Linked DNA regions of Homo sapiens: region 2 is linked to region 1. The links are chromatin loops, found by intact Hi-C in ENCODE. Cell type or tissue: GM12878. All regions are shown on one strand. Each heading gives the region's core, and the rest is flanking DNA. Links, peaks and the distances in the headings are about the cores only. Region 1 overlaps LINC02498 (long intergenic non-protein coding RNA 2498). Region 2 has its middle 300 kb from the start of MIR572.

Region 1 (8,601 bases), core at 1,991-6,990:
AGTTTTCCTACATTCTTCTCCGAAGGAACCAAAAGTGAGACCTTTAATGAGGAGCAGAACCCTACTGTTTGCTTTCTTCTTTGGTTTCTGATTGTCCGGGACCAACCTGAGATGCACAGAAAGGATGAAGTGTATGTTAGAGGCATGTAACACAATCAAGATTCAGAAATTATAGTCCAAATGAACTTTTATCATTTTAAGCTCAGAAATGTAATAAACACACCTAAAGCTTTCTTTAACAGCAAAATTCTTCAGCAAACTCTCATAATACTTTTTATGAAACCCAGGATTTTATAAAACATGCTGCCAACAAACAATTCTCTAGTCTCGGAAACATCTGTCTAACTTTCCCTATTCTCTATGTTGTCATTATTATTCACTTACAGCATAATGGGCCAAACACACACAGAGTTTGGCTCTCCATACATGGGTTTGAATTCCAGCTCTGTGAGCCTGGTGGCCACTGGCCAGCAGCTCACCAGTCTCCCTTCGGTTTCCTCCTGTGGGGATATCGCATCACTCGGGAGCCCACCTCATGCTATTGAGACAGGGGAGATTGCTCCTTCTTCAGACAACATCCCCTCTCCCTCTCTAACTTCAAAGGGAATAAAAGTAAACGTTCATGTTTAAGCTCCACTTCTAAAGAATGCCATATTCTGATTTATCTTTTAATCTGCCATGAATTGAGAAATCACAAATCGCCAAGTTTATTTGAATTACCTAGGAATAAAAATTAATCGAGTTAGGGAAAACAGAGAAAGAAAATTCCAGAAATGCATTTAAAAGTCTACCCTCAGGAAAAATCCAGAGATGTCTGTACATTAGTGAGGAAGCCACACTGAACAGCTATCATCCTATGTACATCAAACATTCATTCAACAATTGTCACTTTGCCTGCTGAGTCATGGTCAATGGACTGAATGCTGCAGATTCAAAGCTGAATTAAGATAGAGATACCCTTTCTGCAATTCAAGAACTAATAATGTAATGTGGGGGAAAGGAAAGCAAAGAGTACCTAGTTTGGGAATCAACTACATTCCCAATGCTGTAATAAAGCAGATTTCCAGGTGTGGCAAGGAGAATGACCAAGTCAGGGGTTATGTGTCTCTCCACTCTGTTAAGGGACATTGGGCTATGGTTATCAGAGAAGGCTTTGCTGAGCAGCAAGTGAGGAGGGGCTTTCTGAGACAGAATGGACCATGATCTGAAGGCTACATGAAGTGAACATCAGGTTCTAGGCTAAGGAGGAGGAAATTAACTGCATAATCTGATTCGTGTTTTGAAAATTTGTCATTAATGAAACTGCCCTCTTGTTTTATAAGATCTTCAATGTCTACATAGTTGTATTGCAATTTACCAACAGTTTATTGTATAGTAAGTGGTCATCATCTAAAAATATCGCAAGAGATCATGAATATAGTGAAAGAATTCACTCTTTGAAGTTAATACAGTCCAGCTTCACTTAGCAAGAGCGCTTGGGGAAGAGGACCTTTGCTTTAGTGAGGAAAGGAGGTGTCAGTGAGTTGTAGGAAACACATATCTGTGGGTAACAAAAGCTAAAAAATCCCATTGCCTCTGGATTTCTAGGAGAAAAGGTATCAAATCTATTTTTTCCCAATTTTCTATGGTTTACATAAAATTTTCTGAGACCAATTTCTTTGTCATGAACTATTGTTTTGCATACCTTCATTTATCTGTTTCTGAATGGAAGAAAAAATGTTTTACTGAGTACCTACTATGTACCAAGCACAGAGGTAGGCCTTTTGTCATGCTTTATTCATTTAATGTTCACAAAATTACTAAGAGGTAGATGCTATCATTACATTATAGACAATGAGTTGGTAATTCAGAGGTGGTTTCCTTGCCAAAGCTCAGTCTTGGCTTTCAATCATCATTCCTTTCAGGACTGCCATGTTTGGTCAAATGGGTTGTGTATGGTACCCTCTGGGGTTGTGCAGGGTGATAACATGATTACACCCCTATGTGGCCCCAAAAGCCAGTGTGAAGTGCCGCCTAGCCCGCTATCCCAAGAATCATCTTCAAATCACCAGTTCTCAGTTATATTTGTATTTACGGCAGTGAGGTCTTGGAGAAAGGGCTCCATACATTGGGCACTCAATACATTTACATTTGTGACTCACTGTGGATATTTATTTTGTTCTCAGAAAAATCAATCTGTGGAGGAAAGCAAAGTGTAACAGTTATTTCGAGGCTTCAGTTAGTAGGATCCAATTAAATGGGTTTTCATGTTACAGTCCTATCTCATTTTCCTTACCCAGAATCCTGAGCCCTCCAGATTTCAGCAAACAACACAGGAAAAGACAAAGATCCCAGAGCCTCCAGAACACCTCTCAGAAAGTTCATGTTCTGAAGCATTGGCAAATTGTCTTGGTGGCTGACTTATATTTCCCTTTTGTCCCTTTACACAGTTTTTCCTAACTTAGAACCTTTTTGCTCTTAATTTCAGTAGAACTGTAACGTGATTGATAAATGGGTTGACCAGCCCATGGCACAGGCAAAGCACCAAATGAGGTCTCGGAGGGATCGATGCAGGAAGCAGGCAGTGAAGGCAGAGAGAGAAGAGCAAAGAGAAGAACCAGAAAGAAATAAAAAAACCTAACAGTTGGCCATCTTTCATGTAAGGGCAGACATCTGTCCAGATTTCAAATAGTGTAACTCCAGGGGAGGAGTTCCCAACCAGCCTGTGCTGGTGCCATTTGGTTGAATCATAGTGGAACTCATTGGTTTACCTATGTCTTGGATGCTTTTCTGCTTCAATGATAAAGTTGAGTTGTTGTGAAAGAGAGCCTAAGGCCCATAATGCCTGAAATTTGTATGAAATCTATTATGACTTTTTATTAAAAACATAGGCCCTTTTCCAGAACAATCCATGTTACAAGGATATTTTTTCCCATTCATCAGATTAAACTCACTTCTGTGGGTCACTCTTGGGTTCTCTGGAGCAGCTGTAGAGTCATCTTGTCACCATGGTACTACTAGCATGGTACCGAGACAAAGATTCTCCAACATGCAAAGTTGTTAAAGGATATTGATGCTTCTAATAGTAACCTTCCTTTACAGGAACATTTGCTTAAGCGATACTAATGGGTTTCTTCCACCTGTAATATTGTCTCAGATATCTGTATGGTGTACAGTTTTATTCAGGGCTCTGCTCAAATGTTATTGCCTCAAAGAACCCTCCTTTGACCAGCAGACCTAAGTAGGCATACTCTTTGTCTCCCTAACAACCCTACTCTATATTTTAAAGCACTTAGCACTAACTCCCGTTGTATTGTTGAAATGTTGTTTTATTATTGGTTCCCTTTCATTAAAATACATCATCTGTGGGGTCAGACACTTTGCTTATGATTTTACTGCTATATCCACACTTCTGATAAACATATCTGGTTTGCTTAGTAGGTGCTTGTTCAGTGAATAAACGAATGAAGTCAAGCAGTGGTGCTAAATAGATAACATATTACCTCCCATTAATGGGTTAAATCAGGAGCCTCGGAAAGGAAAAGAAAAAAGATAACCAAGAAAAAATAATTTTCTCGTTAGAACCTGAACTGTTTCTTTAGCTCCAAGTTGTGCCAAGAACTCTAACAGAATTGTCAAATAAAATGTTTCTTCTATTCTCTGGTGAGGCTACGAGACATAATGGCATGTGCCTGGAGTAATACGGGTCTAAATTCAAATTCCGGGTCTGTTTCTTAATATTTGACCTTTTTATATAGAAAGTATGTATGTATGTATATATATATACTGATGAAGATTAGCTGCCACCAAAGGTTCCTATGGGTATTAACAAAGATGATGTGTGCAAAGTTCCTAAATGAGAGTCCAGCCCTCAAGGTGTTTGACTGGTGGTTGGGTTTGCTTCCTCTTCTAGCAGGACAGTTGCCCGTTGGAGAAGTGAGATACAGCCGCTCACACTTGCATCGCCATCCTTTTCTAAAGCCTCAGGTCCTCACTTTTCATTTTGAAAGTAAAAATGCAGACCGACAGTAGTCCCTCAGATGAAAGTCCCTTGGGTCACAGTCTCCTTTGTTGGGATGGGGGAGGCTCACACCTCCCAGGCAATTCTGAGAAGTCTTTAGAAAAGGGCTGCAATTTGTTTACCATTTCCGACAGTCTTATTTGTTGCCATAGCTTGACTTTAGGCAGCCCTCCTACCAGCTGCCTCATTAAAATAAAGCCCTCTTTATACCTTCAGTGGCCAGTGGCCTAGCACATAAAAAGAACTGCTAGCCACTCCCTAGATTCTACCAGTGCTTGCAGCCAAAGTTTGGGCCTCCTCATCAAGGGTGGGTACACATTCCCCATCCTCGACCTGCTGCCAAATAGCTGCAATGACTCTAGAAGCTTTTGGAAAAAATATCCTTCAGCATAAAAGGCGAATTTTATACTCTAATCAAAATAACTGCCAAGTTAAAAACATTCTATGAAAAGGGTGCTCTGGGAGAAGAAATGAGAAGCAAAGGAATGTTCTCACCCAGACACTACCTCACTGTGGTAGGAAAAACAGAATAAAATAAAATAAATAAATTGAAAGATTTGCATTATTCCTTTCAAGAGAAAGTGTCCAGTTCAACAAACAAAGAGCCTTTCTGAAATGTTAAGGACTTCTAATTATGACTAATAAGCTTGGCCTCACACTAACTTCCAGACCTAAGATTTACAGCCTCCAGCTGCTAGGAGGATTTTACTTCTCCAGTAGGATCCTTCCAGCTAATGTAGTTGATTTTGTATGTCTACAATGTTGAGGAAATGGGGAATTTCTAGTCTATTAACTAATTCAAGTCAGTAGTAACAAATACAACCAGACGTGGTTTCAAATCTTGGGTCCATTACTTCATGGCTGTGTAATCTTGAACAAGATCTCAGCCTCTCTGTGTTCAATGCTTCATTTGTAAAATATGCAAAATGTTGCCTAACTTTTATGGTTATTTGGAAGGAGCAAGAGGTTCTTTTCAAGGTGCCTCGGACACCACAGCTGGGAGTAATTGCATCTTGTTTCTTGACCTCTGTACACCGCACTTTCAGACAAATGTAGGAAAGGTCTCAGGACCATAACTTGAAAACCCTTGACTGAAGTGATGTAAATCCAGATACTCAATGTGTAGAAGACTTAAGGGGATATGAAAACATTTTCCTGTAAGTGAATAGACTTCTACAGGTGACACGAAGGAGTCAGGAAGAAAGGATTAGCAATTGCAAGGAGGCATTTTAGTTTAGATTTAGGCCAATATGAAATACTAGTTAAAAGTAGCCTGTGAAGTCAAACACAGTTCAAGTTCTTTTATGAGCTATGTGACTTTGAATTTTTTTTACTTCCTGTGCCTCAGTTTTGTTTCTGTAAAATGGAGCCCACCATAACCTCAAAACCAATTTATGACACAGTTATTAAATACTTAGTGATATAAAGCACTTTGTGCCTAGGTCATAATAAACACAACAAAATGCAATGTATTATAAAAATATAATGTAACAATACAATGATAATAGCAGCTATTAAGCTTCCTAACATGCAAACAAACTCATCCAGAGAAAGAATAGTGATGATTTCTGTGTTTGGTGTGAGACTAACACAGATGAAAACATTTTTCAGGAGAGGATTCAAGCAAACTGAAGATCATTGTCCTAGAACATGCTCAAGATTCATTCAGATCTTAGGACTCTAGGATTCTAATGCTGCCACTGTTTTCAACTCAATTTATGTAGGGTTTTGAAATAACAGCTTCATTGAGGTACAATTTATAGGTCAGAAAATTCACTGTGTCAAAGTGTACAATCCAGTGATTTTTAGTATACTCAGAGTTGTGCAACAATTATGACTATTTTATTTTAAAACATTTCATTTCTCCTTAAAAATTCGCATACCAATTAGCAGTCACTCCCTATTTCCCCTAACTTCTTCTTCTGAACAACCTCCAATCTACCTCTTGACTATAGATTTGCCTGTTACGGACATTTCATAGAAATGCACTCATATGATATGTGATATTTTGTGACTGGCTTCTTTCACTTTACATGTTTTCAAGGTTCATTCATGTTGTAGCATGCATGGGTACTTCATTCACTTTTATGACTTTATAACATTCCCTGGTATGAATATATCACATTTTGTTTGTCCGTTCATTAACTGATGAACATTTGGGTTGTTTCCATTTTTGGTTAATTCAAATAATGCTGCTATGAACATTTATGTCCAAGTGTTTTATACCCAGAAATGGAATTTGTAGGTGATAACTCTGCTTAACATTTTCTCCACATCCTTATTTGTACTTGTCTTTTTTATTTTAACCATCCTAATAAGTGTGAAGTGGTAGCTCATTGTGATTTTGATATACATCTCCCTAATGAGTAATGATGTTTGAGTATTATTTTTGTGTGTTTATTGGCCAGTTGTATATCCTCCTTGGAGAAATACTTAATATTTATTTGGAGAAATGTCGATTCAGATCCTTTGCTCATTTTTTTGATTGGGTTACTTGCCTTTTCATTGTTGGGTTAAAATTTTTTTATGTAATACAAATTCCTTACTAGATAAATAATTTACAAATACATTTTTTTCATTTTGTGGTTTGCCTCTTCACATTCTTGCTGGTGTCCTTTGAAGAATAATTTTTTAATTTTGTGATAAATGTAAGGGTTTATTTTTGCATCCTTGATTCTATTCCATTATTCTGTTTCCATTCTTATGCCGGTACCACACTATCTTGATTACCATAGAATTATAGTAAGTTTTTAAATCAAAACATGTGAGTTATCCAACTTTGTTTGTACTTAGAATTTTTTCTTCCAATCTGAGCTTCTTGATTTTCCATATAGATTTTATAATCAGCTTAATTTCTTCAAAAGAAATTACCTGAGATTTTGATAGAGATTTTATTGAATCTGTAGATCAATTTTGGGAGTATTGCCACTTTAGCAATATTAAGTCTTCTGATGCATGAACATAAAATAGCTTTCCCTTTATTAAAGATTTTTCTTTAATTTCCCTAAATTAAAGATTCTTCTTTAACTTCTTTCAGTAATGTTTTATAGTTTCATGTATAAGTACTGCACTTCTTTTGTTAAATTAATTTCTTCATATTTTAATCTTTTTTAATGCTATGGTAAATGGAATTGTTTTATTAGTTTACTTTTCATATTGTTTATTGCTAGTATATAGAAATGTAATTGATTTTATATCTTGATCTTGTATCAATTTAACAGTAGGCACACCGGCCACACATGTACAAAGATTAACAGAAAACTCAATTTACTTGTGAACAGGTAAATTCTCAAGTAAAAGATGCTTATTTTTTCTTTTATCTCTTAAAAGTGATGCTTAGAATTACATTTTCAACCTATCTTAATTTTGTGTTTGTCATTGAAAGACATTGTCAGATAAGACAGAAATCAGAATAATGGGTCGGAGCAGACAGACGAGAACAGGTGGCATAAACCATGGTCCTGGAGGCCTGAACATGCTTTGTTCTTCATGGCCCTGACAGTTACCCTACAGTTTTATGCCATTTTCATATTATTCTTGCAATTAGAGAACATTGAAGACAGAAACAATTGTATTACTTAACAACATGCTAGAACAATAAGGCAACAAATCTTAAGTCTTAGTCAATGTGCTGTTTTCAGAATGTTTTTTTTCTAGGTTATAGCGAAACCTAAAGAAATAAACAATTTTGGTTCAATCTGTGCTTCTTGTTTTACACAGTTTTGGTATATTCTCCCCAAACCACTTCTGCTCTTATTCCCTGGGGACCCTATTTCATTTTCAATCTTAACACCATTCTCATTTTCAAAATCGTTCATGCAGCACACAGAAATAGAAATGTAGGCTACCAAAGTCAAGCTGAAAAAGCAACTATCCAGTACATCCCCCATCCATAAATGACCGCTGTGACACTATCATGCTTTGCACACACCTCCCTTTCAGCCCTCTTCACAGTCTATTACAGCCATTCACTCACATATTTGTCCCCACAAACTCTTATAGAAAAGACCCATGCCATTTTCATCACTGCATCTCTAGAGCATGGAGCACAATGGCTAGCCCTTAGTGCATGCTTAGAAAATGTTTTCCAACTGAGTATGTAAAGGGAATTTCTTTTGAAACTCTCCTTTACCCTTTCTAAGTCTCAAAACAGCTTTACAAACATAATTGCTTTGGCATAATTTTTCTAAGCATTTCTTCTGACATTTCTTTTGGGAAATAATTTTACCAAAAGTCAATAGAGTTATTGAGCACCTGCTGTGTGGAAGACTCTGCCAGATGTTATGGCACATAGAACAGAGCTTTTGATCTAGCTGAGGACACAATGTATGTAGGTGATAAAAATCAGTGCAAACGTTGACTGAGCACTTACATGTGCCAGGGATGATGCTTTGATGAATGTAACTCATTTAAGTCATGCAGCAAATGAATGCAATGGGCACTAGTCCTATTCTCTCTGACAGGTGAAGGAATGGCAGGTGAGCTATGTCACTTGCACAAGGTCACTCAACTTATAAATGGCTAAGCCAAGATTTGATCCCAGGCAATCTGACCCCAGGACATATTTAGTTAACCAACAACCTCTTTCGCACATACAAAGT
Region 2 (8,601 bases), core at 2,239-7,238, 320 kb before region 1:
CTTTCATTATCTGGGGCTGATGAAAATGCAAATCATCAGGAAATCTTACACACTCTGCTGTGTGAGTATAAATTTTTATAGGCACTTTGGTAAACAACAGGGCAATTGACCTATCCATTTAAACTTGCACTGGCATTGTAAGAAACAAGCCAGAAGCTTAGCTAGTGCATGTATACCCCAGAGAACATCTGTACCTTGAAACATAGGCAACATTCATAGCAATATTAATACTAACACTCACGCTGATACTGATACTGTTAGAGATACTGTACTGATATCAATACTAGTGCCTAACATGCTACATAGTGCAGTGGTTCTCAAATCCTAGGCACTATCAGAATCACCCAGAGGGATTATTAAAACACAGTTTGCTGGGCCGCATGCCCAGAGTGACTGATTTAGTAGGTCTTGGCAGGGTCAGAGAATTTGCATTTTTATCAAGCTCTCAGGTGATGCTGATGTTTCTGCTCCAGGTACCACACTCTGGGTACGGTAAATACCATGCCTTCCACGGGACAGTTGCAGTTCTAAGTGCTTTGCACATGTTCACCCTATTAGCCCTCACAAGAATTGTATGAATAGTAGATAAACTATTATCTCGCTTTGGCAGATAGAGAAGTAAAGGCACAAGAGGTAAAGTGAGCTGCCCAAGGTTATACAAACAATTGGGATTCAAACTGGGGAACTCAGGAGTTTGTCCCTGTCTGTGTAATTAACCAAAAACATTTAGGAGTCTCTGGATGGACAGGTGGGGAAAACATTTTGAAAGGATAAAATGTCAAGCGAAGGCTAGGCAGTGTGAGCCCTTTGGGCACATTCAGGAACTAGAAGTGAGCCTGGGTAACTCGAATACAGGACACTGGAGGCAGAGATAAAACCTGAGGAGAGTTAGAACAAGGTAGCAAGGGTTGTATCAACAAAGGATTTTGTTCTCCAGATGAGACTCTTCAGACTTCATTCTGATGATTACAGGAGCCGCAAGAAGCCTCAGGCAAGAAGGGATAGGATTTGATTTACACTTTTAAATACAAGGCCTGTGGAAGAGCATGGAGGGAGAGAGGTTGGAAGAGAAGAGAACAGTTTGGAAGCTATTTGCAACAGTCTTCATGAGAGCAGATAGCAGCTTGGGCCGCAAAGGAAGGAATAGCACAGGGAGGCTGGGGTAAGAGATATTCGGGCACAGCATCAGCAGGATCTAGTGGCTGACTGGGGTAAGGAGAGAGAAATGAGGTTTAGGCTAATTCCCAACTTCCTGATTTACTCAACTTGATCATGATGATGTCATTCACTGAAGGGAGGGGTTGGCACTGGGGAAACATGCCTTGTTCAGTGCTGGGTCTGAAGTCCCTGTTGGAAGTCTTGGCAACTTTTCCTCTTAAAAACAAGAACAGCTTGCAATGGCTTTCAACTCTGGAAGCCCAGAAGACCTGGTTTGCATTCCTGCTCTAACGCTTATCGCCTGTGTAGGCCTTGGCGTGGATCCTCGCCATGACTCAGAATGAACCCAACTTTGCAATATTGTTAAGAAAAGTGCATGTTGTGATTGGCACATAAGTTCATTTAACATCTCGAGAGTCAGCTCCAAGTGGGATGCTGATGGATACAGACAAAATCCCTGTTCTCGTAGAGCTTATAGTCTAGTGGGTACATAATTATAAAAGCAAAATAGAATATGCCATCTGTAGTCACCCAGTTAGCCTTGAGCCCCAGGTGGAAACAGGGAGTCAGTGTGATAGAATGGGCCGTGGATTGAAATGATCCTCTATGGAGGCCTCCCACACTGGAAGTTACTATCCTCAAAGGCAGAGGGCAGCCTGATTAATGTCTGCATCCCCAGATCCGACAACAACAGTCTCTGGTACATAACCTGTATTCAATAAATGTTTGTTGAAGATGAAAATGAGTGAGTTCAGCAGTTTTCACTGGTAAAAAGTGCTGAGTCTGCGAAGAGCTCTGTTGCTGGCGGCAGGCACAGTTCACAGGGTCTTATCACGTAACTGCGACGGGCTTATGCGGTTTCCACGCTCACTTACAAAATTTCAATGACCTACTTAGCTTTCCAAGTCAAAATAAAGAAGTCATTCTGTAAACTGCAACATAATGTGCTGTAAAATATGAAGGTTTCTCTCTAACATATTAACAAAATCACCTGCAATATCACCAAAACATCACTACAATTTCTGGAATAATATGATGCCTTGAAACTGAATAATTTATTTGTGCATTTGCTGACAATGTGCATTTTTGACATCCCATTATTTTCAATTCTGCATCATTTTCTGGTGTAATGTGGTCTCCATTCTGCCACATTATAGCAGAAATCTATTTAATTTCTCACTCCCTGAGATTTCAAGAGCGATTTCCCAAGAATGCCGTTCTTATATCCAGCAGCAACTAAATGTTGAAGAGTGGTGATCCAATTCATTCTTGCAATAAGCCTAAGGTGTAGGTATTCTAATTATCTCTGCTATGCAAATGAGGAAACGGAGACACAGATGGCTTTATGTAAGTGACTGTAAGGGCCTCGGTTGTGAGAATGAAGCCGCAGGATGGTTGGTTTCAATGTTTCCTTGGTCAGAAATATTTTCACCTTCTTGGTCTCATTTGGTATTTCCTAAAAGTCTGTGAAATAAGTTTCATGCTCATCTGCAGTGACTTTTTTTTTTTTAATGACTGAAGGGTTAGGAAATTGTAGAAGAAAGATAGATCTATTATTTATTGAACAACTACTACATATTCTGTACTTTATTTTTAAAATTGGATTTATTTCTCACACTACTCTCAGAAAGGACATAACCTTATACTATTTGTTTCTCCAGTTTGAAGGTCAGGAAACAGAAGCTCAAAAATGTTCAGCGACTTCAAGGCACAAGACCATTGAGTGACTGAGATGTGACTTGAACTTTTTGTTAAATGCTGAGCACCATTCTCTTTTAGATTCGAGATAATGTACCCCGTGGGTGGAGAACCCAGTCATTTCTTGTGATATTCTAAATTGTGCTGCTGGACCAAGTCAGTTCATTGAGAAATGCATTCCAGGACAGCATGATCACGCCCCTTAAAGAATTGCATTTGTCCATATATTCTTTCGTTCAAAAAGTGACACGTTTTATTTATTGTTGAGCTGGTGGAAAATATTGTTCATTTAATCAGGATCCCTGTCCTTACAGCACATGAGAGAATTTTTTATTTTATTTTATTATTATTATGAGAGAATTTTTTTTAAGCTTCACTACCACAAAAGAGAAATCCATGACTCTTCTAATCAGCTCATTCATTGGTTTATATGAGATGATCTCTGGGATTCTTCTAACTTAATGTCTTTCTCTTCTTTGGCCACTGATAAATTTAGAAAAGAATTTGCAGCGTATCTTTAGCAAGTATACAGAATTACAAGACTAGCAACCATTCAGTCCCCTTTTGGGAATGAGCCATTTTGGGCAGGGACCAATAGCTTAGGCTATTTTCCTATCCTATTTTTTTTTCCTTTGTCTCAATTTTCTCAATAACAATGTTCTTATATACCATATGCTATATTAATATCATCTTGGCATTTTGTTGAGTTAAATACATAAACATTGGTGTTCATTATTATGTATTAATATGTTAAAATATTGTTATGTATTATATGATTATGTATTATAGGCAATATTATTATGTATTAAATATGTAACTAAATATGTAAACAATAACTAACATTTCCCATGTATAATGTTGCAATACATATATTGTTTTCTATCCATGGTTCCTGGCTCACACCTCCCACAGCCCTAGCCCTTATTACAGTCTTTTGTTAAAATGTTGGTGTGCTTTAGGCTTCAGAAGCAGGACTCAGAAAACACAAGAATATCTGACTTTCCCCTGCCCTCCTTTCACCAGTCCAAGGAAAGACTCTAATCTTTTCCCACCATTCTGACTATGAATCATATGACCCTCATTTCAGAAGCAGCCCTGTCCCGTGTCCTAGAGAAAGGATAACTGCACAGACAGGCCAAGATAAATCTGAACAGATATGTCATGCAGCGTTTCCCCACCCAATCTAGTATTATTACTTCATTCCCTTTTATTCTAATCACCTTTCTACACAGTTATCAATTGTGCCTATCCAGTGACGTTTCCATAAAAGGCCCATGGGGGCAGTGTATGAAGAGCTTCTGGATAGCTGAACACATATGGGTGGAGGTTCCTGGAGGGTGGTGCTCCCAGGGAGGGCATGGAAGCTCCACATTTCTTCCCCCATGCCTCGTCCTGTGCATCTGTTCATCTGTATCCTTTGCAATATCCTTTATAATAATCTGGCAGATGTGTTTCCCTGAGTTCTGTGAACCACCCCAGAAAACTAACTGAATGCAAAGAGGGAGTTGTGGGGAACCAAACTTAAAGTCAATCAGTAGATAGTGTTGGGAGTTGAATTGGAGGACACCCAGCTAGTATCTCCAGGTAGATAGCGTTGAAGTTTAATTGGAGGACAACCAGCTGGTATCTGCTGCGGAATTAATTGTTTGCTTTTTGGGAGAGAGAAATCCCCACACATTTGGGGGTCACAGAAGTCTATTGCTGATTGTTGTTGGGTGAGAAAAAAAGCACATTATATTTGTGTTTAATATTTCCACAGACCATGAAACAAGCCATCTTCAGAAGCCAATCTACATTTGGGGGTGATATTTTCTAGGAAGTCATCCAGAGAGATAAACTGTACAACAATGATGATAACAATAAAAATAATGAATAATTAATAAGTGATCACATGTCGTGTGTTTACAATGTGCTCATTGTGCTAAATTCTTCCCATGTATTTAATCTCCATAATAAACTTAGAAGTAAATATAACCAACCCTTTTGACAGATGAAGAAGTTGAATGTTAGCAAGATCAGAGCTTGTCCAAGGCCACCGCCTGGCAAGGGGTGAAGCTAGGGTCCCATCCCAGGTCTCTCTGCCTCCTGACCTCACCTTTTCCTCCACTAGGTCTTGAAAGAAGCTGAGCAGTAGAGTGAGGTGGGGAGGAGGGATAGTGAAGCAGACAGTGAATGGTCACAGGAAAGATTTCATTCAGGTCTCTGGTTTCAATTCTGTTGTTTTCAGCCCTTTGAGATAGATGACGTGACCCAGTTAATATGTATTGTATTTGCTACCCTGCAGAATTGTTAATTCAAAAAGGTGGGAGATTTATGAGTTTTGCACAGTCCTGTTTCATAGCTGCAATGTGGAGCTTCTCCAGGGAGGTAGTTTGAGAGCACTAGCTTTTCTGTGGGGTCAGCACACTTTTAAGTGAATTGGCCCCAAAGAAGAATGAATAAGGCATGGCTGAAATGGCACCAAAAGCAATTGTCACCAGCACCCAGGAGAGAAGGGAATAATTGGTGACAGCCTGGAATGCAGCTCACACTGAGATTGTCAGGTCAGGCAAGCTGGTCCACTGCCTACTCTGCCAGGTTGGGGTGATTCACCTCCCCTTTCTCTATTTAACTTGTAGTTTATATTTAAAATGATATACACCCATTATAAAGAAATTAAAATATACAGAGAAGCAAAAAAAATTAAAACTTGTCTTATCCTCCCAGACGATTACTGTGTGAGATCATATCCTTCCAAATCTTTTTCTATGTAAATACAATTACAAGATTAAAAAAAAATTCTACTGCATCTGCTATTTTAAAAGCAGCTACTTTTCTTTAAAAATATATTGTGAGCATTCGCTCATGCTCATAAATTTTCCACTACAGTAGAGGTTAGAGATGCATGGCTCACAGTTATTTTTCTGTTTTTTTGCATAGTATCTTGACAGACTAAGTAACTGGACAGCATGTGGCAGACTTGGTATCAATTTTAAAAGCTTATCATTTACTGTTTTATCATAGTCCAGACTCACAATTGCATGTAACTGCTTGGCTGCTGTAGGCATCTATGTGAGGCTCCTGCCCTACTTAGTTATGAGAAAGCTTTGAATGCTGCATGAGTTTCCTGTTGCTGCTGTACCAAATGACCACACACTTCGTGGCTTAAATAAAAATATATTTATTCTCTTACAGTCCTATGGGTGAGGAATCTGACATCGTTCTCACAGGGCTAAAATCAACGTGTCAGCAGGGCTGCATTCCTTTCAGAAGCTCTAGGGAAGAATCTGTCTCCTTGCCTTCTCTAGTTTCTAGAGGCCATCTGTATTAACGGACTTAATGCCCCTTCCCCTTCCTCAAGGCCAGCAAAGTAGCATTTATCTGACTTTCCTCCGCCATCACCTCTTACTCTGATCACACCCAGGAACGTTCTTCACTTTTAGAGATATATGCAATTAGATTGGGCCCTCCTGCATAATCCAAGATAATTTCTCTGTTTCAAGCTTTTTAACCTTAATCAAATCTTCAAAGTCACGGGTTCTGGAGATTAGGACAGGGGCATCTTTGGAGCCATTATTTTCCCTGCTGGAGATGGTATACCATCTTATCACTCCAGGTCTGTCATCTATTTAACTTGTTTCCTGTTAACGTACATTTAGGGTGCTGCCAACATTTTTGCTTTATATACAATCCTTCAGTAAAAATTAATATAACTAAACCTTTCCTTAGCTTTCATTGTTTCCTTAAAGAAAATCACTAAGAGCAAGATTTCTTGATTAAAGCATATGCCCATTTGTAAAGTAGTTCCACATTTACATTCAGGGCTCAGTACATATTTCTTAGGTATCTATTTTGTGCCAGGCATTGTTCTGAGTAGCAAGAATTTATTAGTGAACAAAGCAGAAAAAAAAATAGCCATTCTCAAGAGTTTCAGATTATGTAGTGTGTTGGTGGTTAATTGTCTTTTACCAATAGTTCAACTACTTTTGGCGCTAATTTTACAACTGCCTTTATTCAATTCACTACTTTCTTAAGGAACTAGTTTTCTTTCTTTCTTTCTTCTTTCTTTTTCTTTCTTTCTTCTGTCTTTCTTTCTTTTCCTTCCTTCCTTTCTTTCTTTCATTTTTTCTTTCTTTCTTTCTTTCTTTCTTTCTTTCTTTCTTTCTTTCTTTCTTTCCTTCCTTCCTTCCTTCCTTCTTTCCCTTCCTTTTTCTTTCCTTCTCTTCTTTCATCAGTCTTTAAAATATCTATATTTATAATATAGATATAATTAGAATACATATGTATTCTAATATATCAAAAGCAATCAACTAAGCTGGAATATAAAGGAAAATACATTTGTTTACACTGAGAAAGCCCAAGGCCCAAAATGCATTTTTACCACACAGTAGCAGTATGAACTTGGAAATGACCCCTGGTCTTTATCAACCTGTGTGATGCGAATAGAGTGCATTCTATGTGTTAAGCAACTTTTCAATCACTTTACATATATTATTTCAGTTAGTTCTCACAAAAATCCATGAGTTAAATGTCCTTAAGAATGTCATTTTACAAATTAGGAGATGAAGACACAGAGAGGTGAAGTAAACTGTCTGAGGTCACACAGCTAAGAAGTATTAGAGTCTGGATTTCAGCAAGACAGTCTGGCCTCATAGCCTACACTCATAACCTTCTTAATCCTTGTCATGGGTTAAAAATTGTTCCCACACTTTGAAGTTCTAACCTCCAATACCTCAGAATGTGATTTTATTTGGAAACAGGGTCATTGCAGATGTAATTAATTAAGAGGGAGACATGCTGAAGTAGGGTGGGCCTCTAGTCCAAAATAACCAGTGTTATTGTAAAAAGAGAAAATGTGGACACCTGCAATGAGAACATCATGTGAAGATGAAGGAGGGAGTGGGATGATGCTTCTACAAGCCAAGGGATGCCAAGAACCACCAGCAGCTAAAAAGAGACAAGGAAGGATTCTCCACTGCAAATTTCAGAGAGAGCTTGGTTTTCCCAACATCTTGCTTTCAGAGCTTTAGCCTCCAGAATTGTGATAAAATACACTTCTACTGTTTGGAGCCACCCAGTTTGTGGTACTTTGTCATGGCAGACCTAATCTAATGCAATCTTGATCTCCACTGTGGAGATCAACTGATTTATTTTTAGCTTATAGATGACATGAATCATATAACCAACCCTGTCTTACTTTTCTTTAGTTCTCAGGAAGCTCAGAACAAGGTAAAAATTATAGGGCTTTAGGGGGTGCATTCTACTACCTAAATGTCTCTACCTAAACCCTAGCATTCCAGCTGTATTTTACCTTTATTCCAATATCCTTATTTATAGAAATCTTATTGTATCGCATGCAGGTTTTTTAAAAACTTACTTTTGAAGATGGCCGAATAGGAACAGCTCTGGTCTACAGCTCCCAGCGTGAGCGACGCAGAAGACGGGTGACTTCTGCACTTCCATCGTAGGTACCGGGTTCATCTCACTAGGAAGTGCCAGACAGCAGGCACAGGTCAGTGGGTGCGCGCACTGTGCGCGAGCCGAAGCAGGGCGAGGCATTGCCTCACTTGGGAAGTGCAAGGGGTCAGTGAGTTCCCTTTCTGAGTCAAAGAAAGGGGTGACAGACGGCACCTGGAAAATCGGGTCACTCCCCCCGAATACTGCGCTTTTCCAACGGGCTTAAAAAACGGAGCACCACAAGATTATATCCCGCACCTGGCTCGGAGGGTCCTACACCCACGGAGTCTCGCTGATTGCTAGCACAGC

The links. Peaks named below come from ENCODE experiments on the same cell type or tissue, not always from the same donor. Only the 100,000 strongest peaks of a DNase experiment are listed, where the experiment ranks them.
Region 2: a loop joins it to region 1, with 2.4 times the contacts of the local background. A loop is called at or near these places in 2 of 110 quality-filtered maps.

Annotation. Positions count from the first base shown.
Region 1 is chr4:10,742,746-10,751,346 of GRCh38, reverse strand. All of the region lies in intron 2 of LINC02498 (long intergenic non-protein coding RNA 2498), which reads right to left. Among named protein-coding and RNA genes, the nearest start is that of LINC02498, 9.5 kb to the right of the region's middle. In GM12878, for the core only: no CTCF peak of the experiment used is centred there; a DNase peak (open chromatin) is centred at 3,996; H3K4me3 peaks cover 444 bases; H3K27ac peaks cover 2,158 bases.
Region 2 is chr4:11,066,555-11,075,155 of GRCh38, reverse strand. No RefSeq gene overlaps it. Among named protein-coding and RNA genes, the nearest start is that of MIR572, 300 kb to the left of the region's middle. RefSeq lists an enhancer at 8,534-8,601. In GM12878, for the core only: a CTCF peak has its summit at 4,129; a DNase peak (open chromatin) is centred at 2,545.